5 separate regions of the Homo sapiens genome follow, and regions 2, 3, 4 and 5 are each linked to region 1. Evidence: chromatin loops called from intact Hi-C (ENCODE). Cell type or tissue: heart right ventricle. All regions are shown on one strand.

Region 1 (5,000 bases):
ATTGAGATTAATGAAACCAAAGTCCCAAAGAGGAAAATACCAGGAAAAAGAAAGTAGGATGACACAACAGGGCTGTTTCAATGTAACCAGGCAATGTCAGAATTTTAAAAATTTAAAAGGAAAAAGCTAAAATGTTCTCACTGAATTTCTAGTTGGTTTTTCCAGGTAATGGTTTTGTTGTTATTGTATTGTTCTTGGTCAGGATGAACGACTTTTCCAGCAATCATATACTATACTCACTGGGTATTTAAAGCAGTATAAATTTTCTAATCCTTTTTTTTTTTTCTGAGACGGAGTCTCACTCTGTCACCAGGCTGGAGTGCAGTGGCGCAATCTCGGCTCACTGCAACCTCCACCTCCCAGGTTCAAGTGATTCTCTTACCTCAGCCTCCTGAGTAGCTGGGACTACAGGCGCCCACCACCACGCCCAGCTAATTTTTGTATTTTTAGTAGAGAAGGGGTTTCACCATGTTGGCCAGGCTGGTCTCCATCTCTTGACCCTGTGATCCGCCCGCCACGGCCTCCCAAAGTGCCAGGATTACAGGCGTGAGCCACCGCGCCCCGCCATAAATTTTCTAATCTTAAAGTTGATCAAACATTTTAGCAAAACAGGAAAACTGACTTGACACTAGGGCAAAGGAGAGATAAGAACTCAAAGGAAAAAACAATTGAGGCATCAACTAAGAAAGTAATTTTACCTTCTAAATCAGTGAGCCTTGTATTAAGCAAAGAAATGTGCATGTCAGAGTTGTTTAAGCATTCTGAAAGCAAGCCCTCTTTACGGCAGAAGTGTTCTGTGAGGCCTGAAGGGACACTGCTGTGGGTGAGGCAGGAGCAGCCCAGCAGGGTTAAATCTCCTGAAGGTTTTAAATAAAAAACAAACATCCACTTAACTTTTATAGGGGATTGCTCTCTAATAATACCTAAGGAAGGAGGCCGGCTCTCTTGAGTTTTTTCCTCGGGCTTGTCTCCATGCTGACTGAGGAACCAGGTCAAAATGAGGGTTTTAAGTAGGGTCCCAGTGGGCCTGATGTAGAAGAAAGGCTAAAGGAATTTTAGATCTTATGAGTATTATCCTAAGGCTCTTTCTTCTCCAGTTTTCCTTTTATATGTAAATTAGACAAGAGAGCTCTACTCAATTACCAAGTAAGGCTAGCAAGACATAAGGCAAGTCACTTTTTCTTTCTGCGCTTCAGTTTTCCCCCATGTAAACCGTGGAGGCCGAACTGTAATGTATACTTAATCATCTCTAAAGTCTCTTTCAACTAAAACTATACAACAAAAATGGAAAGGCAAAACAAAGCAAAAACAACAATAACATTAAAATCCACCTCTGCACCTCTGTTCCACAGCTGGAATCTGAGCACAGGACTTTATGAAGCACTGGCCCAGAGGCATCCGAGATTCATCTTCCCCTCTACTCAGCTGCCCCTCCTCCAATCCTGGGTCTGACCTTCTACTACCATAGAGCTCATACGCCATGCCTAGGCCGTAGGCCAAGTTCCTGGGACTGCTGATGTAGCAACTGTAGAAATAGTAGTAGCAATAAGACAGATGATAGTATAATGCTAATAATACTATTATTAATGGGAATAGATAACATTATTGAGCCCTTATTCCATACCAGGCACTGTAAATGTTACACATGTTTATTCTATCAATCCTTGTAACTCTGTGAAGCAGACATTGATTATATATATATATATTCTCTCCAACTCCTGACCTCAGGTGATCCGCCTGCCTCGGCCTCCCAAAGTGTTGGGATTACAGGCGTGAGCCACCGGGCCCAGCCCAGGCATTGATATTATCTCCATTTTGTAGACAAGGAAACTGAGACTGAGACATAGAACAGTTAGGCAAGTAGTAGGAACAAATGGTATAGCAACGGGCCGGGCTCAGTGGCTCATGCCTGTAATCCCAGGCCTTTGGGAGGCCGAGGCAAGTGGATCACCTGAGGTCAGGAGTTCGAGACCAGCCTGGTCAACATGGTGGAACCCCATCCCTACTACAAAATACAAAATTAGGCATGGTAGCACATGCCTGTGATCCCAGCTACTTAGGAGGCTGAGGCAGGAGAATAGCTGGAACCCAGGAGGTGGAGGTTGCAGTGAGCTGAGATCACACCACTGCACTCCAGCCTGGGCAACAGAGTAAGACTCCATCTCAAAAAAAAAAAAAAAATGTATAGGAACAGATTACTGGACAGCTTTCTAGAGTCAAAATCCAAGGAAGAAAGGGCAGCTTAGCCCAGTGAGGTAGAAGCCAGTGTGTTTAGCAGACTAAGAGCTGACAGATATGGATTCCACAATTGGTTCTATCACTATGGTTGTAAGCAGGTCAATGTCCTTGTCTATAAGCAGAGGGCAGAGGATGAGATAACCTTTAAGGCCCTTTTCACCTCTGCCACTCTACATGAGGAACCATGTTCCATAAGGACTCAAGGACTCAGCAACTGTTTAATTCCCAGGCTTTTTTTTTTTTTAAGTCCTTCACTTCTATTTTAAAAACTTGCATGTTCCCGTGGCCCTGGAATGCCTGCCTCCGGCCCCTCTGGAGCCCTGGGTTATGTGAAAGCAGCCGTGCCAAGCTGGCCCATGGGCGGGGCTGAGTCTTCCTGGCTGGCTTGTGACATGTTCTTGACGTACTGTGTGGTCAAGAAGCTGGAACTGGGGGGGCTGAACAAGGGCCAAGCCTTGCACTTCAGCTTCCTGACCTGGCAGCCATTCAGAGAGACCCTGCTAAGTGCTATTTCCTAAATACACTCTCTTTTCATAACAATCTTACCACATTGCTTTCCTTTACAAGCGCTCTTAAAAAAGAGAACTGGACTCCTTCTGGTTAATCTACACAGACTACATTTGGAAACCATCAGAAACTGAACTCTAAACAAAACGTTATTAATGTGTTGTAATCTGCCCTCTATGTTGCAGATGAAAAGAAAATGTTTTATAGTTTTGGAGCATACGTTTTAATTGCCTTTTAAGAGTGCATATACTTTTAGTACTTCGTGTTATAAAACTGTAGTATCTGTTTCTTGATAACTGTTGAGTGATCTCAGCTATTTTTATTAGTTTTTTTCTTTATCCTTTTCTCTCTTTTTCTTCTAAACTGCCACCCGTGTAAAGTTCCTTGAGATCAAGCTTGATAGAAGGCTCACATATTTGGGATCTTCATTATAAAGAGCTTCTTTACAACCTCCACCTCACTATAAAACACTTGTTCCTGAAAATGAGTTCTATAAACAAAGATGGAGTGGGTAGCTTTGTCTAATAATCCAGTATAGCTGGGAACCTAGCAGTCTAGCCTTTTCCCAGTTGCTATTGCTTTTTTATGGGGGCCAGATTATCTGCAGAGATCTGATGTTCTTGCTACTTTTCTCAACTGTACAGCCTTGTCCCAAGAGACCAACATATCAGTCATCAACCCAGAGGTCTCAAGGGCAGCATCTTGGATGGACCAGGATCCAGTCTTTCTTTTCTTTTTTTTTTTTTTGAGGTGGAGTTTCGCTCTTGTTGCCCAGGCTGGAGTGGAATGGCGCAATCTCGGCTCACTGCAACCTCTGCATCCCGCGTTCAAGTGATTCTCCTGCCTCAGCCTCCCTAGTAGTTGGGATTATAGGCGCCCGCCACCAGGCCCGGCTAATTTTTTGTATTTTTAGTAGAGACGGGGTTTCGCCATATTGGCCAGGATGGTCTCAAACTCTGACCTCAGGTGATCCGCCCGCCTCAGCCTCCCAGAGTGCTGGGATTACAGGCATGAGCCACCACACCCAGCCCAGTCTTTTTTTCAGCAAGGAATCCCAAATTCATTAGAATCAGGCCTTGAGTTAACAGACTCTCCACCAGCTTATCATCAGCCTGACAAATACTGTCTGGGACACCAGGCTGAGGCCTCCAATGTCTCACCTTCCAGCTGGGCAAGCACTGCCCAATTCTTGCACCAGTGATGTAAGACTGGCTCACAGGAAATGAAATGACCTTTCTGAATGAAGGGTTTCCTGGGGGCAGGGCTGGAGGGATGAGGGTGTTTCACCATCTGAATTCTTGGGGAGGAGGAAGTAGTAGAATTAGACACTGGTCTCCCAAGGGGTCCATAGTCTTAAGACCTCCCGCTCATGTGAAGTACCACAAAGGCACCCACAAGTCATAAAACCTTTCTGAGATTGTCTAATGTAGGATAATGTTCAAAAACCAGACTGATAGAGTCCTTGGGCCAGAAGGGCCCCATAAAGATTACCTGGTTGATCACTCGTTTTCAGGTGAGGAAGCTGAAGCCAAGGTGGGCAGTAACTCGCCCAAGGTCTCAGTCTACAAGTATCCAGAGCTCAGCTTAAAAAAGCCTGGTTTCTAGGTCACATACTCACAGCATGTACATGGGTTAGTAAAGGAGAGATCACTGAAAAGAATGCCTTTTAGCTGTCCGAAAACGGGAGACTGTGCCCCTTAATTTCAGTTTCTTTTTAGAGATAATCATCTTCCTTATCTCAAACATTAACTCAAATGTTTCTTATGATGTCTCCAGTGCTTCCCTAATGCCTTCATGACTCACTGGATATTACGGCTTGATACAGCACAGAGCAGTGCTCAGTTACAACCTTGGTTTCTAAAGCAACTCTTTAAAATGAAAAACAAGCCTTCTCTGGGTCCTCTTTCCATCTCGTACAATATATTGAAAATCCTTTCAATGGCTTAGCAGGTCCTATTTTCACAACATGTCAGAACTCACAAGTGTATGAAGAAGCCGTTGTTTATAAATCTTCTCATGTTTAAAATTACCAGGATTGGTAATTAGGTTTTCTTCCCTATCCTCCCTTTGGTAACCTTTTACTTCATATTTAGCACATTGCTGAGGGGGATAAACGATCTAGGAACACTGAGGTCTTATGTTTGTCAAATCATATGCAGACAATTATGAAGGCAAAGCTCTCTACTGGGCCCAGGGTATGAACTTTCCTTAAACTTCCACCAGACAAACCCAGGGCAAGGGGCCTGGTGTCTTCG
Region 2 (5,000 bases), 43 kb after region 1:
TATTTTAAAATTATTTGAGCTTCAAGGCTGGGCGTGGTGGCCCTCACTAGTTATCTCAGTGCTTTGGGAGGCTGAGGATGGAGGATCACTTCAGCCCAGGAGTTCGAGGCTGCAGTGAGCTATGATTACACTGCTGCACTCCAGCCTGGGTGACAGACGGAGACGCTATTTCTGAAAATAAATACGTAAATAAAAATAAAACTATTTGAGCTTCAAAATAGGATATCCTTCCAGTAGAACAGATCTTTTCATAGGTATGCTTTTTGTATAATCCTTAAGGAGCAACAAGTTGAGGATATAAATCTGTAAAGACCAGAATATTCCTATTTTGTTTTACAAATGACAGAAAACAATCGTGTACCAGTTCTTTCTAACATTAGCTGCTTTGTTTCTCCTCATAGCCTTACAGAAAAGATTATTTGCAACTCTTCACATCCTTACAAAATATTCAGACTCTTCAATGAAACAAGTTTCCCACATTGTAGAAACACCCACACAGCAAACTGCAACAGTGAATGAAATGGATTATAGTCAGATCTTTGACGATATTAACTTTATGCTAAGGCCCTGCCCTGGTGGGCAGCTTGCTCTCCAAGTCTATGCCTGAAATATTTTACCCAGTAAACATACTCTGGACCTTCAGATGAGCTGTTGAGCGGTTATTTGAAGCATAACACTTCATGTGTGGGAACAGACTGGTGTAAGTACAATGATGGTTCCTTGGCTGTAATGTCAGTGGCATTTTTTTTTTTTTTTTATGGAGAAATGACCTGGATGCAAACATAAGAAGTTCAGTCTAATGATGCATAATTCCTACTAGACCAATGCAAATCTGCAACACCAGCCTCAGGAGAGCCTGTCTGCCTTTCTCGGCCACCTCTGCTGTTGTAGACAGTGCTTTTTTCAGCCAACAGCTCTTAGGTGGAGCAACACTCACTTTAAATCAGCTTTCAAAGAGCTACTCATCCAAGGGAGGTCAACTCAAAAGGGCTCAAATTGGGCAGCTGGGAAATCTGCACTAGAGACATGACAAAAGAAGTCAAAAGGGACACAGTGGGAGAATGACTGTCAAAGAGGCTGGAGTCTCTGGATGTTTAAACCTGTGTTTGAAAAGTCTTACAGATCACAAATACAGTCAGTAAGGAAGCACAACCCCTTGGTGGCCAACTGGATTATCATCTGAACACACCAGACAATGATTACTGATTACAGAGTGGGGAAAGGGAAGCAGAGGTGGTTCCAACCTTTTTTGGGAGAATTTTAACGTCATTCCATTTCTTCTGAATAACTGAGCATGCCTCCAAACATTACTATCTGCAACTGCCTTTTCTCCCCCGTGCCTCAGGCCTTTTCTCCTGTCCCCCACCCAGCGCTGGGACCCTAGCTTGGGGAAGACTATGGGACCCTAGCTTAGGGAAGCCTTTGGCTCATCATCTCTGTGGGTATGGATTAAGCTGACCTCAGATAGATTGGTGATAGACTCTTTTCAGACTCTATCTGAAAAGACTGCTGAATGAGGTTTATACATGCCTTTGTTTCCCCATGATAACCCCTAGGTATCTGCAAAAAAGAAAAATGTCCGTGAAAAGCGGCTTCTCTGGTTTTGTCTGTCTGCAGCACAACTGGCTATGAGATGGGATAGAGAGTGTGCTCGTAGTTGAAAAGGTCCCTTCCTTCTCTCCCCTCATTCATGTATGTTATTACTCAGTTAGGGAAACACTTTGTGATCCTATTTAATAGTTACCTCTAAAATTACCTCTGCCAAGCAGTTCACTATTACTGACAACACAAGGCCATTCTTAGCACCTGGTCACAGAGCAATTTCAGTGACAGTTCCTACATGAAAACTTAGTGAATCTCAGGCTTTTACTGATGTTATCTTACTCTTACCCACTAGGCATGAGCTGGGAAAGAAATTCAGAACCCTTACTTCTTACTGCTGGCTCTCTCTTTCAAGTCTTGTCTCCAATATTTACTCCTTTAGGAGTTCTGGATATCATCTCATAAACTATAAAGGTAAATTTCTAAAGGGTTCCAAAGGAAGCCTGCCTTCAGAGTTAACAAGCCACTGTATTAGAAAAATTGTGAATTTCCTTTGTATACAACAGGATCAAACCCACCAGGTTACTTCACCCCTCAGGAGATAAGTTACTCCTGTGCATGACAGGATGACATTAACATCCACCACAGTGATGATGTGAGCACATATCAGGTCAATAGGTGCCAATAATTCTGAGATATGGATAAATTTTAATCTTCTTCCAATTCTATATTTTTTGTGAAATCTGACACAGTCCCTCTACAACTGATGGAATCAACTCCCAAATGTGGTGAACTTCGTGTCTAATTAAAGCACTCTGCAGAACTTCCCTGCGTGGGCTGAAGACTGGACCACATTCAACTGGGTTTCTGTTCAGCCTCTTTAAGAAGCAGTGGCAGCAGCTCCCCTACAAAATGATCCAGGGAAGCCACCTAAAAGGGTGGGTGATCTTCATAAATGGACAGGAAACAGAAAAGACGAATATTGGGCGGATGACAGATCCCTTAACTGGCCTTCAAGATACAAGCTGTTCTATTAAACATAGGGCCATTATGCTGGCCGGCCATCCACTTTAAACCCCAGAGTGATTAAAATGCTGGCAGGAAATGAAAGCTCTCTATTGAAGGTCCTTCCCTGAGGTCCTAATTTCAAACCAAATTTTACAGCACCGCACAGGAACAAAGGAAGCCCAGTCTTCCAAGTCTTCTTTTTGTCACTTTGGACAAAGACACCCCCTCATATTCCTCAAAGAACAATGGTCTCTGTACAGCCACAGCCACGCCAAGAATGGGCACAAACCATACAGAAACACATTTTAAAAATACATTTTACACTGCCCTTGACATTTCGGATAAATAGAAACCACTGCACTGAAATTCCAAATATTTCATCCTTTCCCTCCTCCCCTTGCCTTTATAATGAGAATTTTCCTATTCTCCCAATCTACTTGATCTTTGACATTTTGGCCTCTGTGAATGGAGGACACAGTAGAGTAGTCAAATACATTAATTATTCAGATAATTGCATTTTATTAAAATAATCACTGTAACCAAGACAATCACGATTTTCAGCAACAGAAGAGGACAGCAAGTTTGCCTACAAATCTTTTTAAATTGAAACGGCTCTAGAGTCATTCCTACTCCACAGTCCACTGTAAGCAAGCCAGGGAAAAGACGTTATCAGAACAAGATTTTTTTTTTTTTTTCACTAGCTGTTGTTTCGGGGTGGCCTTTTTTTTTTCTTCTTCTTCAGCAAAAACAGCTTTTATGTTTTTACTGAACCATTTCAGATTCACTCTTCCACACAGTGGATGTTTACTTGGATTTGGCAGGCTGAGAACAGCTGGTTGTTTGCTAACAAATGGAACATGAGACCATATGTTTCAACATTTAAGCAATTTTGAACCAACCAGAGGTATAATTCTGAGTGTCTTTTGCTGAAACTGTACATTAAATACCCAAAGGATCTGAGCTACACAAGAGATACAGGCCCTCCTTTTTTTTTTTTTTTCCTTTTTAGCACTTTTCTCTTAGCAACAAAACCACTCTACACCACTTATATCATAGACTTGCACTGCAAGTTTGCAGAGAGCACCAGCGAGCTGACAAGGGCTCTACTGCAGGGGCAGCTGTATTTTAAACAGGAAAAGACAGCTAAGCAGACCTTTTCCTTCTAATTCTGTTTGGGAACAAAATGTGTCTGAGGCTCTCTCTAGGGAGCATCAACAACATGGATACCTGCTTTCTTCATAGAAGCGTGGACCTAGTAGCTTTAAAAGAGAGTCTCTGATATTAGCATTTGGGATGACCACGTGCTTTGTTTCTCCCTCTCTCTTTTCAGAACATCCTCAAATTAAGCTGAGCTAATGAGATTCGAGTTAAACTCAAGCTGTTATGGACAAGAAATGTCCACAACAGAAGAAAAACTCTCAGTTTTTTAACGACACTTACTAGCACATTTCATTTCTTCGGTGCTTCAAGATTAATCATTAATAATGTTAGAAAATGAAACTATGGATTTAAAGTCAGGCTGAGTCAGAGCTTAGCAAGGCTTTAACAGAACATCAAGAAGAAAATTCTCTGGTCCCTGGGAGGAGAAGAGTCCCGCTTTAGACAAAATGAAACACAGTGAAAAGTCAAATATATGAGTAGACAATACAATAACTAAAATACCAAGCCCAGGAAAGTGGAATAGGAAGTTACTAGTCTCTGGAAAGTTCATGAAACCTTCCCATCCTGAATTTAGATTTGAAATACTAAGTAGAAATCAATAAATTTTTTATAAGCCACTTTCTAAAATATTAAATAAGTTACTAAGATATAATAAAAAAGGGTATGTGATCAACATTATCTCCTAAGTTTTTTGTTATTTCCATATAAAAGACTAATAGTAATTTTCCCCTCTAATTCTATTTAAAAGCAAGAATCTGACTGAGAATTTTGCAAAGCCAATGTTTTTAGCCATGTTACTAATAAGATCTCAGCAAAAACAGAAAAATTATTCCTACCCACCACTTCTCACTAAGCAACACACAAATATATATGTACCTTATTTCTCTTAGTTTAAATCTCACAACTCTAAGAAAACTGAAAAATGGGCACTCTGTGAGCATATTTCTTTGAGCCATGTAAGAGGGCGGATTTTCTCCTCTGGATTCTAAAGCAACATAGAAATTTGGGTGGGAGGCTAAGAAGCAGATATATTCAAGTTTCTAAGATGCTAACCACTGCACAAGGAAATATGTATAAAGATGTTCACTGCAGTTTTGTTTGTAAATGCAAAAAAAGTTAGACAACATCCATAGGGAAGCCATCAACTAGATGATAATACCTTCACAGAATAGAATGCCATGGGAAACAGCTTGGTGATTAGGAGCACAGCTTCAGGAGCCAGGGCATCTTGGTTTGAATCTAGTCATGCATTCACTGTCTTTGTAACCTTGGACACATTTGGGATCTTT
Region 3 (5,000 bases), 85 kb before region 1:
CCTCCTAGGTTCGAGCGATTCTCCTGCCTCAGCCTCCCGAGTAGCTGGGATTACAGATGGGCACCACCACGCCCGGCTAATTTTTGTATTCTTAGTAGAGAAGGGGTTTCACCATGTTGGCTAGGCTGGTCTCGAACTCCTGACCTCAGGTGATCTGCTCACCTTGGCCTCCCAACTGCTGGGATTACAGGCTTGAGCCAATGTTTCCAGCCTCCTCAGTCTTTAGATGCTGAGATTCCCTAGTTTACCTGCAAAGCCTTGGTCTGGTCAAGAAAGGAATAGAATGCCAAGGGAAATGCTAGTTTGAGCTCCTTTAGGCGGCTTCATGGGCCTTCCCATTGTATCCTTATCCCCTGGATCCAAGGGAGCCAGTGCACTCACCAAACCAAAACCCTTTCTTCATTGGCTTTTGGGTGTGACCTGGGATGAAGGAGAGGTGGGCACTAGGGGCAGGGAGTAAAACCGACCAAGGGCAAGTGGCGCCTGCCACTGTCAGAATCAGGGTTGAAGCCGAGAGCTGGGAAGATGACTGCCAATCGTCAGTTTCTGCATCCTCCACAGAACAACCTTCCCAGGGGGTCACATGTCACTGATTGAGTAATAGAGTCCAAAAGAACATGAGAAAATGGGAGAGGCAGATGGGTCTTTGTGAATTTTTTTTTTTCCCAAAACCAAGATGTTAAACTTTGGCCCACTAAGAAATGGGGTATGAAGAGGGACTTGACTGCCATGAAGGGGGAGAAAGAAGAGTTCATCTTATTTGCTGTTTTTCCTTTCTGCTTTTTTTTTTTTTTTTTTTTTTTTTTTTCCCAGTAAGGGCACCAGATAGGCTTCCCATTTGAGGACTGATAAGAATTTGCCTTGGGACACTGAAAAAAAATAACTTTTCAGTGTCACAGGGGAAAATGTATTCTTCCTAGGAAATGGAAAAGGCGTTACTCAGAGTGAGGACACAGGGAGCTACGACTCCCACGCGGGCCTGCACTGCCAGATCCAACAGTGATGGGCAGCCTCCCACCCCTGGGACAGCCTTCTTCTTCCAGGCTGGCTTTGGCCTGACTCACAGATCCAAAAGCCCCTACCTCCACTCGGCAAACAATGCCAGAACAACATCTGCTACCCCTAACCTACTTCCCAAAAGAAATGATTAAAAAGTTAAAGAAACACTTCCATATGGAAGAATCCAATCCCAACAGGTCACCACAAAGATACTTCAAACACAATAAAACAGGAAGAGCTAAAAAAAGCAGAGAAGTTCACAGAACCCACACAATCTTTTATATAAGAAAAAAAAAAGCGACTCTGGTAACTTTACACAGTTCAGAACACCATTTGGCAGTTAAGTATGTCCTTAATCTGCTGAATTTGCTTATTATAGTAAAGGTTTAGAAGAATTTGAGAGCGGTGGCCAAAAATACTGCAATAATCTCTACTCCTAAAGTAAACTTACAAAGTGAATTAACTTCTTCAACTGAAATATTTCAAAGTTGAAAGTGTTTGTCCCCTACCGCCCCCGCCAGAGACTGGCCACAGGGATGACACAGTCACTTAAAATCAGAACCACTTGAGTGGATTTATGGTTATTCATCCAACAAATATTTATGGGGCACCTAACATAACATAAGCCGGGCCCAGGGTTAGTCACTGAGATACAACATTAAGCGTGACATTCGACCTAACTTTGAGTTGCTCACAACACAGAAGGGACGCTGCAGTTCCTAAGTCAGAACCCAGACTAACAATACCCTAGAGCTGTGGGGTACTGGATGAAGCGCTTTACCTCACCGAGCCTTGGTTTCCTCAACTATAAAATGGGATAGAACTATCTTCCTTGCAGGACTGGTGGAAATATTCACAGGCACACCACAAATTCTCCATAACAAGGAGGCTTTCTCTGTCTCTAACACCTTGTGAAATGCTGAAAGGTTTCAGCCAAGAACCTAGTGGACACTTTAAGGCTAGAGGAGAGGGAGTAGATCAGAAACGACCTTTAAGGGGTGAGCGCAAAAAGAAAAAGGAAAAAAAAACAATAAAAACAATCCCACCAACATTCAGTTTAGGTGTACTAGAAACTGTAATTTTCTTCGGAGAGTAACAGACGCAGAGGCTGTTCACATGGAATTTGGCAAATCAAAGGCGAGGGAAGCCTGGCAGGATCTTGGCAGGAGGATCCCTGGGAGCATTTTGTTGCTCCAAGAGGAAGACCTGGGGCCGAGGGCTGTGGGCAAAGCCAAGCGTCTCCTCCTAGAGGCTGCAAGCTGACTTCTTTGGCCACCTCTCTTGGGCCTTAAATTGCTTCCTGAGGTGAGGCCCCCAGCTAATGGTTTATTTACAACGGAAGCAGCACTGACCTGGGAGAACACTGAATCACAGACCCCACATTAGCCAGGAACACCAGTGCTCTCCACCAATAACTTCCCAAGATACGTGAACCTGCAACTGCCTCTATTTACAGACACTGACATGGCTCACGTCCCTGTTCCACTCGGGTGAGGCGATTTAAATAAAGTATAAAAAAGGGAGCCTGGGCAGAAATATCAGGCTTGGAGTTCAGAAAGGATAAAGTTTGTTGTTGTTTTTTTTTGAGATGGAGTCTTGCTCTGTCACCCAGGCTGGAGTGCAATGAGGCAATCTTGGCTCACTGCAACCTCCACCTCCCAGGTTCAAGTGATTCTCCTGCCTCAGCCTCCTGAGTAGCTGGGATTACAGGCACGTGCCACCAAGCCTGGCTAATTTTTGTATTTTTAGTAGAGACAGGGTTTCACCATGTTGGCCAGGCTGGTCTCAAACTCCTGACCTCAAGTGATCTGCCCGCCTTGGCCTCCCAAAGTGCTGGGATTACAGGTGTGAGCCACCACGCCTGGCCAGAAAGGATAAAGTTCTGCTGCTGCCTTTTCTGTGTAACCTTGGGCAAGACTTTTCCTCTCTGGGCAAAATGACATGACACATTCATGCCCCCAAATCTAGCTTTCCCCAAACAAAGTTGTCAGTAACATTAAGACAAACAAACAAAAAATGGATACAGCACCCCTGTGGATGAATGAAATGAAGCCCCAGTACAAAGTACAAAGGATTGTGACTGCGGGGAAGCCAGGCTTGGCATGAACACAGTGCACCTTCCAAACTAGAAAGCCTGTTATGTGAAAACTGGCAAGGCTGCTGCCAGCGTAGCTGGGCTAGAGGTGGGCATAGGTGGGTAAGGTTTCTAGAAAGACCCACAGAGAACAGGAAGAAAGCTTGAAGCTCTCCGTGGGAGGACGCTGACAAAGACCAGGGGAAAGAAGCCTAAGAGAATGCAGGCTGTCTGTTCCGATATTTAATATCCAAGAACTAAAGGCAGAAGAGGTGCAAAAAGCTTAATAGTATTTGTAGTTCAAATTAAAGTGTTCAAAGCCCCGTTATAGAGCAGGGTAATGTATGCAATGACATCTGGGACTGTAATCAGCAAAGTGCTTTCAAGAGCTGCCAAAGCAAACAGCCAAATAACAAATCCACTTTACAGATCATCAATCCGGTCCTGGACTTGCCAAGGTAAATAGTAAAAGGCTGAAGTTTGCTTTGCAAACCAGGGAGCTGGGAGTTTAGCGAGGCCTTGATCCAGAGCAGCACCACTGGGCCAGGGCCTCTGGAGCTGGAGGCGCGAAAGGAAAGCCGACACGCCCTGTATCTGAAAAGTATGGAAAGGGGGCTGGGAGCGAGGGCTCCCCGAGGTGGGGGGCTGGCAGCCCCTTGGGGTGAGGTCTAAAGACAGCTGTCAATCTGGCAGGCAGCCACAGCTGCTAGGCTGGGCGGTACCCTCTCAGGTGCCCACTCTCCAGCTCAGACTCTGGTGCTTTGCGTTTTTGGCCAGATTGGAGTTTATAGATTTCTGAGAAGAAAATACAACCAGAAGCTGCTTTTTCTCCCTTGCTTCCAGTTTCTATGAAAGGCAATTAACTCTCAAAGCCAGAAAGGCAATTCTTTTTTTCTGATTTTTTCTAGAGATGGGGTCTTGCTTTGTTGCCCAGGCTGGTCTTGAACTTCTGGCCTCTAGCGATCCTCCTGCCTCAGCCTCCCATAGTGCTAGGATGAGCCATTGCACCTGGCCCAGAAGAGCATTTCTCAGAGAAGTCAGTCAGCACCCAGAGGAGAAGGCACAGTCCTAGGGAGTGGATGCTCTCCTGCAAAACCTGACTCACAGGGACCCTGACTCCCCGGAGCTCTGAGCTGAGGCAGCTGTAGAAGAGCAGTGGCCAAAGGGCATCTTGGCGTCATTGCTGAGAGTCTTACAACTGGAAAAAAGGCCCAGACCCTTTGATGAGACCCAACAGGCAGAAAATAGTAGTTCTGAGTCAGAGGGGAAGAAGTGCTCCTGCAACATTAGGGACCTTGACTATAGACACATTGCGAGTGTGCCCTGGAAAGGACGATTCAGCATGTTAGGCCAGAGGGGAAAGTCCCCCTCCTAGCCCTGGGAAGGAATCGCTGCTGTGAACGTACAGAGCACACACAAGGCCTGCGGACTTTAGTGGAAGCAGACTTGCCTAAAGGGCAAGGGAACCTAAGGGAAGTTTGCTGAGTCAACTTGGTGAGAAAAAGAAATGGGCTGAAAATGACACCAGGCTGAAAGCTGGGGCAGTGATGTGCCTGAGGAAGAACTCCGGTCTGTTCTGGGTGCCCCTGGGATGACCACAGTGGCCAGGTAACTGAGGTCCTGTGCTCAGGTTCAGGACCTCAGTCAGGTTCAGTCCTCAGGCAGGTTCAGGCTCTCCCCATCCACAGACCAACTTCTGCGAAGGCCAGGTGCAGTAAAGGTCTCTCAGCCTTAGCTACTGGGCCAAGGCCCATCAGTGGGTCAAGCATTTACTGGGCACTAATAAATACCGGTTGCTGTTACAGTGAGCTGTTCCTGTGACACTTAGGTTTCCCAAAAATACAATTCAACATTTGTCGTGGCTCCTTTGCCCTCTTAGGATCTATTATGTGTAAGACATTGGCTCAATGACTGGATACATCGTTTT
Region 4 (5,000 bases), 110 kb after region 1:
CTCAGCCTCCCGAGTAGCTGGGATTACAGGCATGCACCACCACGCCTGACTAATTTTGTATTTTTAGTAGAGATGGGGTTTCTCCATGTTGGTCAGGCTGGTCTTGAACTCCCAACCTCAGGTGACCCGCCCACCTCGGCCTCCCGAAGTGCTGGGATTACAGGCGTGAGCCACGGTGCCCCGCCCCAACTTATACATTTCTAAGGTATGTATCCCCCAAAGCTTTATTGAGAATATAAAAACACCGCTAATTCAGGCAATTAGGGAAATGGCCAGTCTGAAACAAGGAAGCAGGTGAGTTATACTTGAGAACACTTTGAGAAACAGAAATCTATTAGCGCTACTTTGATACAAGAAACACCTGTTGGCCCAGGTACAATGGTGCACACCTGTAATCCCAGCACTTTTGGAGGCCAAGGTGGATAGACTGATTAAGCTCAGGAGTTCAAGACCAGCCTGGCAACCTGGTGAAACCCCCTCTCTACAAAACCAAAACCAAAAATTAGCCAGGTATGGCCGGGTGCGGTGGATCATGCCTGTAATCCCAGCACTTTGGGAGGCTGAGGCGGGCGGATTACCTGAGGTCAGGAGTTTGAGACCAGCCTGACCAACATGGAGAAACCCCGTCTCTACTAAAAATACAAAAAATTAGCTAGGTGTGGTGGTGCGTACCTGTAGTCCCAGGTCCTCAGGAGGCTAAGGCACGAGAATCGCTTGAACCTGAGAGGTGGAGGTTGCAGTGAGCCGAGATCACACCACTGCACTCCAGCTTGGGCAGCAGAGTGAGACTCTGTCTCAAAAAAAAAAATTAGCCAGGCATGGTGGTGTGTGCCTATAGTCCCAACTACTCGGGAGGATGAGGCGGGAGGGTTGCTTGAGCCTGGGAGGTCGAGGCTGCAGTAAGCCATGATCACGCCACTGCACTCCAGCCTGGGCAATAGAGCAAGACCCTGTCTTAAAAAAATTTTTTTTAAATTAAAAAAAGGAAACATCTGCCATTAAAAAAACTAAGTGGGTTTGAAATATTTTCATTTTCTCTAGCAAGTGCATGTTCCCCTCTGAAATATTATTTAAACTACCAATTTGCATAACATTTTACTCACACTTAAAGATCAACCTCAATTCAGCAAAGTCATACATTCTGAATGGATTGTGTTATCACTTACAATCTCATCTTTTTACTCTGATTATGAGAGTCACAAGGAAAGAAAATGAACATCATCAGTGGACCAGCAAAGCCTAGAATTCAAATCTGCCACTCTAGCTCAAGATTCTATCATTTTTACTTTAATTTTAGTTCCATTTTGAAAGCCATGAAAACTACCAATTTGATTAGGTTGTTTTAGATATTTGAGGGTTGTGGGGAGAGGGCAGAAACACTCCTAAGAGCTCAGTCATTTTAAACAGTAAGTATTTCAAAGCAATTTTCAGAGTGACCCAAACTGGTACACAAGTAAGCGACCTTGGCTGGATAGTCGCTTACAGTGGCTCACACCTGTAATCCGAGCACTTTAGGAGGCCGAGGGGGATGGATCCCTGAACCCAGGAGTTCGAGACCAGCCTGGGCAACATGGCAAAACCCTGTCTCTACAAAAAACACCAAAAAAAAAAAAAAATCAGCTGGGTGTAGTGGCTTACACCTGTAATCCCAGCTACTCAGGAGACTGACGTGGGAGGATCACTTCAGCCCAGGAGGTGGAGGTTGCAGTGAGCCGTGATCACATCCCTACATTCCAGCCTGGGCCACAGCGTGAAACTGTCTCAAAAAAAAAAAAACAAAAAACCAGTAAGTAACCTTGTGAACAGTACTGTGTCAGCTATCGGGGGGTAGATGATGCATAGGGGGATGAGTCCTCCCCAGCAAAGCAGAAGAGCTGCAGGGAAAATGACAAAAATAACAACATGGTCCATCAAGAGGATAAAAGGTAATCTCAGATTCCAGGAGTATCTTGGAAGCGGCAATGGAAGGTTTGGCAGTCTCTGCAAACAAGTGGCCTGGGTTGAAATTTGTGAGGGAAGAAAAAAAAATGAAATATGTCTTGTACATGAAGTTCAAATCAAACCTAAAACTTCCTCTGTCCACGCTTGTTAAGAGGACTTTCATATTAAACAGGAACCCCCCAGAGAGGGAAACGATTTCTGGTCATTCTCACTGCAAGACTTAGATTTTCAATTTCTCTTTAATTTTTATATTCTTTTTCAGCTTAAGTAAAAAGGGGAGGGATATTTGTGCTGAACATTTAAGAATAATTTTTTAAAGTAACATTAAATGACACAAGGGTCTGGTGCTGTGCTGTACAGTTCAATGAACTCCTGCACAGATCAGCAAGATGGTTGGAAATGCCTCTCTCCGTCTGTTTTTCATCTCCAAAGTCTGTGTACTCAGTAGAGTGTGAAGAGAGCCTCTCTTCTCCTCAGAACATTCTCCCAATGGTCCTCCCCCAGCCCCCACTCCCTCTCCGTAGCCCCTGCAGCAGAGAACAGGAACTAGAGCAAATGCTTTTGTGAATTAAGAGATCTTGTGAGCGTAAATTTGGTCAGGCTGCTCCTTTCTGCAGGCCAGACCCCGCTGCTGCCCCAGGATGTGAACTGTCAGTTTGCATAGCTGGTGATGAGTTGCAGAACCATCAGCAAAGGTGAAGACGGCAGAAACAAGAAAGATTCAAGACTGGTGGAAATCATTTCACAAGGAAAATTTCAGCCATCAGTGGGAGGAAGCTTTGAAAAATGCTGCCATTTCCGAGTCAGAATGAAGGAAAAATTAAATTACTGCCGGTGAGGCGAGCCAAAGTTGCATCTCCCTCCAGGGAGAGTTTTGATAATGGTAAACATTTGACAGCTGGCCTGGAGTTGTTATCTTGTTCTAACAGTTGTTATGGTCTAAATGAATATTTCTGATAAGGAAACAGAAAGAAAATTTTAAGCACTTTTATATTTTTATGTTTTAAACCTTATGGTGGTGAGCCAAACAGGTTTAGAGCAATTTGTCACTGAGGGCCTACTCAAATGCTATAATGATCTTAATCTGCGAATCTTAGCAGCATCATTATTTCAGTTAATCTACATGAAGTAATTCTTTGAGGTAAATCAACTGACTAAGAAAATATCTTTGACCTTTAGCTTCCTCAGCAACCCGTAAAAACAATTCTGAGAGCTGACTTGAAGAAGTCCAGAAAATAAAGGGTTAACTAAAGCTAACTTAAATACATGCTCAAGAACACGAGAGAAATATTGTATTGTTAAATGACTACTTTTTTGACTATTGAGGATCAACAATCATAAATTTTCAAACTTTCACAGAGATGTTATAAAAAATATTAGGCCAAACATTTCAGAAAGGTAACAGAGATAAAGTAGTCAACATTTTAGGCCTAAAAAGGGCTGCTTACTGGATGTCTAACACTTTTGCATTACCAGAAGATAGAGAATGCTTGGAGGGACACTTCATTATGAAACACTTGCTTAATTCCTATATATAGCATAAGAAAACATCTGTGTGATTGTCTGAAATGTTCCAGGTCTTCACAGGCACTGGATCTGTCATAGTATCTAGACATACACGTAGAAGACTCGGAGGAGATGGTAGGGAGTCACTTGCCTTATATGGATTTGCTGATAGTTGTGTCTTCAGAGAAAGAAATGAAGTCTTCAGGATACTATAACCCTCCTTAAAAAAAAAATCCATGCTCCAAAATTTATTCTGCCTCTGGCATTCCTCTAGGCAGGAGTTTACCAGTGGCAAAAAATAGGGACAACGGCAAAAAAAAGAGTAGAAAGGAGTCAACTGTCCTCCTATGAAATGAACAAAAACTTATAACTTATTTTCAGAACACTTATAGAAAATTTGAGCATTACTTGCCTAAAATGTAATTTGCATAGGTTATGGGAATTTAGTATTTCAGAAAAAAAATTCTTTCTGATTTCATGAATAATCACCATCTACTTGGTGCTTCACACTGAGGATTCAGTCTCTATCCCAAAGCAATGGTAGGACACACTGGCCAATGAAACCAGCACCCCTAATTTGTAGGTGTCCTATCTTTCTGTGACTTATACTTTATTTATTTTATTTTATTTTTTTGAGACAGAGTCTTGCTCTGTCGCCCAGGCTAGAGTGCAGTGGCACAATCTTGGCTCACTACAGCCTCTGCCTCCCAGGTTTCAGTGATTCTCCTGCCTCAGCCTCCCTAGTACCTGGGATTACATGCACACGCCACCATGCCGGGCTAATTTTTGTACTTTTAGTAGAGGCGGGGTCTCGCCATATTGGCCAGCTGGTCTCGAACTCCTGACCTCAGGTGATCCACCCGCCTCAGCCTCCCAAAGTGCTGGGATTACAGGCGTGAGCCACCATGCCTGGCCCACTTATATTTTAGAATGTATTTGCAAGCATTATGTCCTGACCAAAGAAAAATTTTAAAGTCTTTACCTCTATTTTTCTTTAAAAAACAAAATCAGAATATCTACCTTTATTCTACATTTGTGGGAAGTAAAAATTTCATTATTTTTTTCCCCAGGGACCCGGCCCTGCCTTAATATGAAAGTATATAAATTGATATTAAAGTATGGTATTTTGAGAATGTTTCAAAGTAAGGTCAAACTGGTGTTAAAAACCCTACTAGTGAAGGCTAAAATAACAGTCTGGCTGAACAGTCTTAAGTGCAGCTGACTCCAATTACTAAGTACATCCTAGCAATGTTTTTTACTAACAAGAACAATGCAAGCAAGTTGAGTTCAAAAATAAAGTCAAAGAGAACTTACTCATAAGAAAAATTAGATAAATTATCCCAATACTGTAGCTATATGGGCATTTGATAGTTAACTTCTCCTTCAGCACTGAAAAAATTGAGTTCTTTTAATAAATAATCAGAAAGAGAGGTGAGGGAGATTCTAAAAGGGAACAAATGCTAGAAGAAAAAGCTTCTGAGAAAAACCAAGGGAATTTTGGATAAGAAAACATATACATAATCTGACCACTATAAAATCATGGAAACAGTACT
Region 5 (5,000 bases), 72 kb before region 1:
TCTTCTCTCCCCATTCTTTCCTAAGGAAACCCCTAGACCAAACACCTCTTCTGTGCTGAAGACCCATAGATCTGACTGTAGATTTAACATCTTCAAATCCACTGGAAATGTAATGTATCCAAGCCTCCTCCTCCATGTGACTAGGAGCTCTTAGTGAATGACATCAAATGAGTGAAGTAAGCCAGAAAACTGGGGAGCATCCTTAACATCTCTTCCTCTCCACCCACCCATGTCCACTCCGTAACAAAGCCCTGTGGAATCTACCTCCTAAATAACACTCATTACTGTCCACTTCTATTTGCTACTGGGCCAGCCTAATCCATTCCATCATGTTCTACTCGACTTCTCTAACAGTCTCCTGTCTTCCACAGTAAGGTCAGAGTGATCTTTTCAAAACTCACCCTCTGCTGAAAACATGCTTCTCATTTAGGATAAAACTAAAGTCCACATGAGCAGCAAGACCCCACAGTCACCCCAGGCTATTGTCCCGCTTAGGTGCTGAGCTCCAGCCACCCAGGCCCTCTTTCAACTCCTTAAGCATTTCTTTTTCCTCTTCCCCTCTTACTCCCTTTGCTGATTTATCTCACCCATTAGAGCCAAGCTTAAATGGGACCTCCTTAGGGAAACTCTCCCTGCATACCCTTTTCAGATGCTCTCATACCACATGGAATTTTTCCTTCATTATACTTCACACAATTTGTAATTATGTTAATTTGTGAGATTATCTGATTAATGTCTTTTCCCCTCCTAGACCACAAACTTCACAAGCTCCACTGTGTCCGGGCAGTGCGCATTTAATAGCACACACAGTTAGCATTTATAGAGATTTGATGGATGCCAAACAAATGAATGGTGGGTGCTTAGTAATGTATGACAACACGATTTTTCACTCTGTTCTCTGCCGAGGCTTCCCTGCAGTATATATTAGCCAGATTTAATCTGGATACAGATACAGTGAGTCTCTAGTGAGAGAAACATTCAGCATGACTGGGTCCCAGATGACTGTCCCCAGGGACCACCCTATCCTGTTTATCTTGCCACCAAGACCAGGAAAAATGGAGACACTCATTTCAAAAACACCTCCCTAAAAAAGCCCCTGCTTTGTGGAGTTGGCCCATCTCTCTCCTGCTGGTCATCATCAGGCCTGTTACTCCTGGAAGCCAGCCAGTTATTCTTTGAAAACGGGGCCCTGTCACTTTAAGATTTTAGTCCCTTGCTTGGGCCATATATCAATGCTCCCTGCGGCAGTGGCTGTGCTGCCTGCTGTTCAAATTTGTCCAATTAGACACAGCCCCATGGGGTGGAATTCAGTGTGAAATGTGCCTGCCACTGACCAAGAATGAATTGGTATGGAAAGCCCTCAGGGAGAGCCAGTGCAGGTCTTCCCAGGAAAGGCTCACCACCCTCCAGGCAGTGCCCATATCCCTGGAGCAGAGGGTCACCCTGCAAGCCCTGTGAGCCCTAATAACTGTTCAGGGCAGGGTGGGGAGAGGCCACGCCGAGTATGTGCAGGACAGGATGGAGGTTGAGAATCAGGCCCCACAGATATGAAAAGGTCAGGGCGCTATTTGTACGGTTGTTAGTTACTTGCAATGGTCTCTATCAGCCACACAAGTGCGATTCTGTCACTTCATAATGTAAGTTAAATGCTAACTGTGTAACAGCCTGTGGTCCTGTTGTGGTCCACAGAGACACAGAGTCAAACATTCAAAAAATTCCCATCAGCAACTCATTTGGCAGTGGAGGGAGCGGGGTTTTAAAGCCCAGGCTAACTGTGCATGGTGGGATGGCCTCTAGTGGAAATGGTTTTAAGAGAAGAATTTTCAGTGTCTCTAACAAAAACATCTCCTTTGCAAGAACTCTCTAACTTAATTTTTAAACTGTTTCCTCTTTCTCCTCTAGCAGCTCAAACTTTTCTTCTAAAACTCTTAGAAGTCTTCGAAGGTTAGACTTTTGAACATGGAGAAATTTCAGAGATCACACAGTCTACATCTTCTTTTTTGTTTCTTCTTTTTTTTTTTTTTTCATAGAGATGAGGTCTCACTAGGTTGCCCAGGCTGGTCTTGAACTCCTGAGCTCAACTGATCCTCCCGCCTTCTGAGATTATAGAAGTGAGCTACCGTGCCTGGCTGGATACCATTTTATAAACAAGGCAAATGAGATGAGGGAGAGGAAATGACTCAGCCAAGGTCAAACAGCTAGTGGCTGGCAGGGCTGGACGCCAGGCTGCTGACCCCAGGCCCAGCCCTTACTTTACTGTCATTCAGTGCTGCCTTCCTTTTGGAGGCGATTTCAGTTTGATTTTTTAACACACAGCCAACCCGGGGTCAGGATATATATAGATATACCATAGTCAGGATATACTAGAACTGGGATTAAACGCACACAAATATTACATGTACATATATTAATACTACCACACATACTCGGGGCAGCCTCTCCCTGCCCTGCCCTGACAGTGATCAGCCTTGCAGGGGTCAAATGGGTGAATCTCTGCCTTAGTCTAATCCTAGTTCTAGTATCCTCTGTGTGATCACCTCACATATTAGCTCTAGGCTTCAGTTTCATCAATGTGTATGATAAAGGAGGTAGGGTCTCTCCCGCCTCTAATTCACTCACTGATTGAAACATTTCTCGAGTGCTTAGCATATGTCTGGCACTGGGGATACAGAGAATCAGAAGGATGGGGTCCCTGCCTCTGGAGGAGTTTGCAGCCTGATGGGAAGAGTCCCAGTATGTCCCATGTGCTAAGTGATCTAGCAGAGGGTTACAAGAGCACACTGAGAACACAGAGGAAGGCGGCTCCAGCCAAAGAAGTGTGAGGATTCCAGCTGGAAATCCCCAAACATCTCACAGACACTAACAGTTCTTACCTCGTCTCCCGCCCAACCTTTGACAATGAGCTATCATTTTCCTCCAGGAAGAATGTGCAAACAAGAAGGGAAGAAGCGTCTGGGAAAGACGAGAAACACGGAGCCAAGGAACCCACACAGGGGCCAGGGGGCCATGGATAAGCCAGGGCTGCCTGCTTCTGCTGGATCACTTACCAGCAGCTGAGCACCGCAGCAGGCCACTGACCTCCTGGGGACTAGGCACCACGGTGATGAATGGTCCCTGAATCCTTGGAGGGAAGTGGCCTATTAAGGAAACAGAGGCTCAACTTTTGACAGAGATGCCATATGGAGGAAGGAACTGGAGACCCTTGGTCACCAATTTCTCCCCAAATTCACCAACCCCCTCCACACTCCCGAGTTTATAATTTTGAGAACAGCTAAGATATTTCTCAAAGCATTTTTACATTATCAACAACTTTTCTCTTCCATATCAATCCTCCCAGGTAGGAGAAATTAGCTTCAGTTCACAGAGTAGAAAACCAAATCCTAAGTCCGTTCAGGGCCACTCCTGTGATTATACAGCTTACCAGGGAGGGTCAAAGCTGAGACTAGAACCCGGGGCTGGAACTCCCTTATGCTAACTGCTCACTGCACTACTTATTTCCATGTTGTAGCTGAGTGCTCCACATAAATTCATATTCAACCAGTGAGATTTCAGAGGAGAAGAATAATCAGAACGGGTTATAAATGAGTCCTTCCCCCTGGGGAAGTTTGGGCTCTAGACAAAAGTCTTCTCATTTTTAAAAGCCTCCCCTTTGTGAAATGAACAATCTGGCCCGTGGTCATCAGCTGCCTAAAAGATGGCTGGGTTACAGCGAATTCCCCGTGTGATGCTAAATCCATGTGACCATTCTCCTTTTTCTTTCATTTTTTTTTTAAACCAACTGCTTAGCAGCTCAATCAAATTAACTGTGGCACTTTCAAAAGGCATCAAAATAGCCACAACACGCCTTTAAAAAAAAAGGAAGGCGCCTTGTTTTCAGAAAAAGATATAAAGTCCTCACCCCAGGGTGCTCAAACAGATTCTTATTCCATGACGATTTGCCCCTGTCTCCCAGAGGACCCCCCACCACCTCTCTCTCTCTCTCTCTCTCTCTGTCTCTCTCTCTCTCTCTCTCTCTCTGTCTCTCTCTCTCTCTCTCTCTCTCTCTCTCTCTCTGTCTCTCTCTCTCAAGAGAGGCTTAAAAATATCAACACCAATGAGACTATACTTTTGGCTTACTTCTGCCAAATTTTATTTTCAGCTTTGGGTAACTGGGAGTTCTTTATTGTCAAGGACAAAAAAACAAGAGGCTGGAAAAACCTCATTAAAAAACCAACTAACACAACTCACTTGTTTGAAATGAAGAGAAGGCAGGAGAAAGGGAGGAAAAAGGAAAGAGGGGTGGGAGGGAGAGTGAGGCCATGTTCTTGGCTGTGCCTCAGAGGCGAAGAAATGTCACAGCCCAATAGTGGCTGAGTTACAATCTCACTTCTTAGAGGAGGGCGGAAGGCTTGGAGGGATGGGTGTAACCCTGGCAGGCAATGCTGGTCCTCACCAAGGGTGAGGGGAGAAAACAATTCTTTCTGATCTTAAAAACTGCTCAGTTTGACAGGTCCCCTAAAACAGTCTCCCAGAGCCTAGCCCCTTCCTTCAGAGCAGGTCCCCTGCATTTGAGCAAAGCACCTTTACACATGAGGTCACTCACGCCTCCCAATACTAATCTGAGGAAATAAGTGGGGCCGGGTGTGGTGGCTCACACCTGTAATCTCAGCACTTTGGGAGGCTGAGGCAGGCAGATCACCTGAGGTTGGGAGTTCGAGACCAGCCTGACCAACATGGAGAAACCCTGTCTCTACTAAAAATACAAAAAGTAGCCAGGCGTGGTGGTGCATGCCTGTAATCCCAGCTACTCGGGAGGCTGAGGCAGGAGAATTGCTTGAACCTGGGAGGCGGAAGTTGCGGTGAGCTGAGATTGTGCCACTGCACTCCAGCCTGGGCAACAAGAGGGAAACTCCGTCTCAAAAAAAACAAACAAACAAACAAACAAAAAACGGGATAGGTGTTAGTATCCACAATTTACTTAAAAAGGAACTAAGCTGAAGCTCAGAGATCAATAACTTGCC

Evidence for each region. Peaks named below come from ENCODE experiments on the same cell type or tissue, not always from the same donor. Only the 100,000 strongest peaks of a DNase experiment are listed, where the experiment ranks them.
Region 2: a loop joins it to region 1, with 2.1 times the contacts of the local background. A loop is called at or near these places in 14 of 110 quality-filtered maps.
Region 3: it touches region 1 in a loop (2.9-fold over the local background); 7 of 110 quality-filtered maps call a loop at or near these places.
Region 4: a loop joins it to region 1, with 2.1 times the contacts of the local background. A loop is called at or near these places in 4 of 110 quality-filtered maps.
Region 5: a loop joins it to region 1, with 2.2 times the contacts of the local background. A loop is called at or near these places in 11 of 110 quality-filtered maps.

The regions. Positions count from the first base shown.
Region 1 is chr17:61,250,063-61,255,062 of GRCh38, reverse strand. All of the region lies in intron 22 of BCAS3 (BCAS3 microtubule associated cell migration factor), which reads right to left. Among named protein-coding and RNA genes, the nearest start is that of BCAS3-AS1, 120 kb to the right of the region's middle. In heart right ventricle, no CTCF peak of the experiment used is centred here; DNase peaks (open chromatin) are centred at 1,462, 2,622 and 3,968; H3K4me3 peaks cover 284 bases; H3K27ac peaks cover 4,642 bases.
Region 2 is chr17:61,207,428-61,212,427 of GRCh38, reverse strand. The region is part of intron 22 of BCAS3 (BCAS3 microtubule associated cell migration factor); the gene reads right to left. Among named protein-coding and RNA genes, the nearest start is that of BCAS3-AS1, 74 kb to the right of the region's middle. In heart right ventricle, no CTCF peak of the experiment used is centred here; a DNase peak (open chromatin) is centred at 2,527; H3K4me3 peaks cover 1,613 bases; H3K27ac peaks cover 3,700 bases.
Region 3 is chr17:61,334,697-61,339,696 of GRCh38, reverse strand. All of the region lies in intron 22 of BCAS3 (BCAS3 microtubule associated cell migration factor), which reads right to left. Among named protein-coding and RNA genes, the nearest start is that of TBX2-AS1, 62 kb to the left of the region's middle. RefSeq lists a silencer at 2,895-3,189. In heart right ventricle, no CTCF peak of the experiment used is centred here; no DNase peak of the experiment used is centred here; H3K27ac peaks cover 3,424 bases.
Region 4 is chr17:61,142,890-61,147,889 of GRCh38, reverse strand. All of the region lies in intron 22 of BCAS3 (BCAS3 microtubule associated cell migration factor), which reads right to left. Among named protein-coding and RNA genes, the nearest start is that of BCAS3-AS1, 9.4 kb to the right of the region's middle. In heart right ventricle, no CTCF peak of the experiment used is centred here; a DNase peak (open chromatin) is centred at 2,507; H3K27ac peaks cover 2,166 bases.
Region 5 is chr17:61,321,848-61,326,847 of GRCh38, reverse strand. All of the region lies in intron 22 of BCAS3 (BCAS3 microtubule associated cell migration factor), which reads right to left. Among named protein-coding and RNA genes, the nearest start is that of TBX2-AS1, 75 kb to the left of the region's middle. In heart right ventricle, no CTCF peak of the experiment used is centred here; a DNase peak (open chromatin) is centred at 2,807; H3K27ac peaks cover 4,613 bases.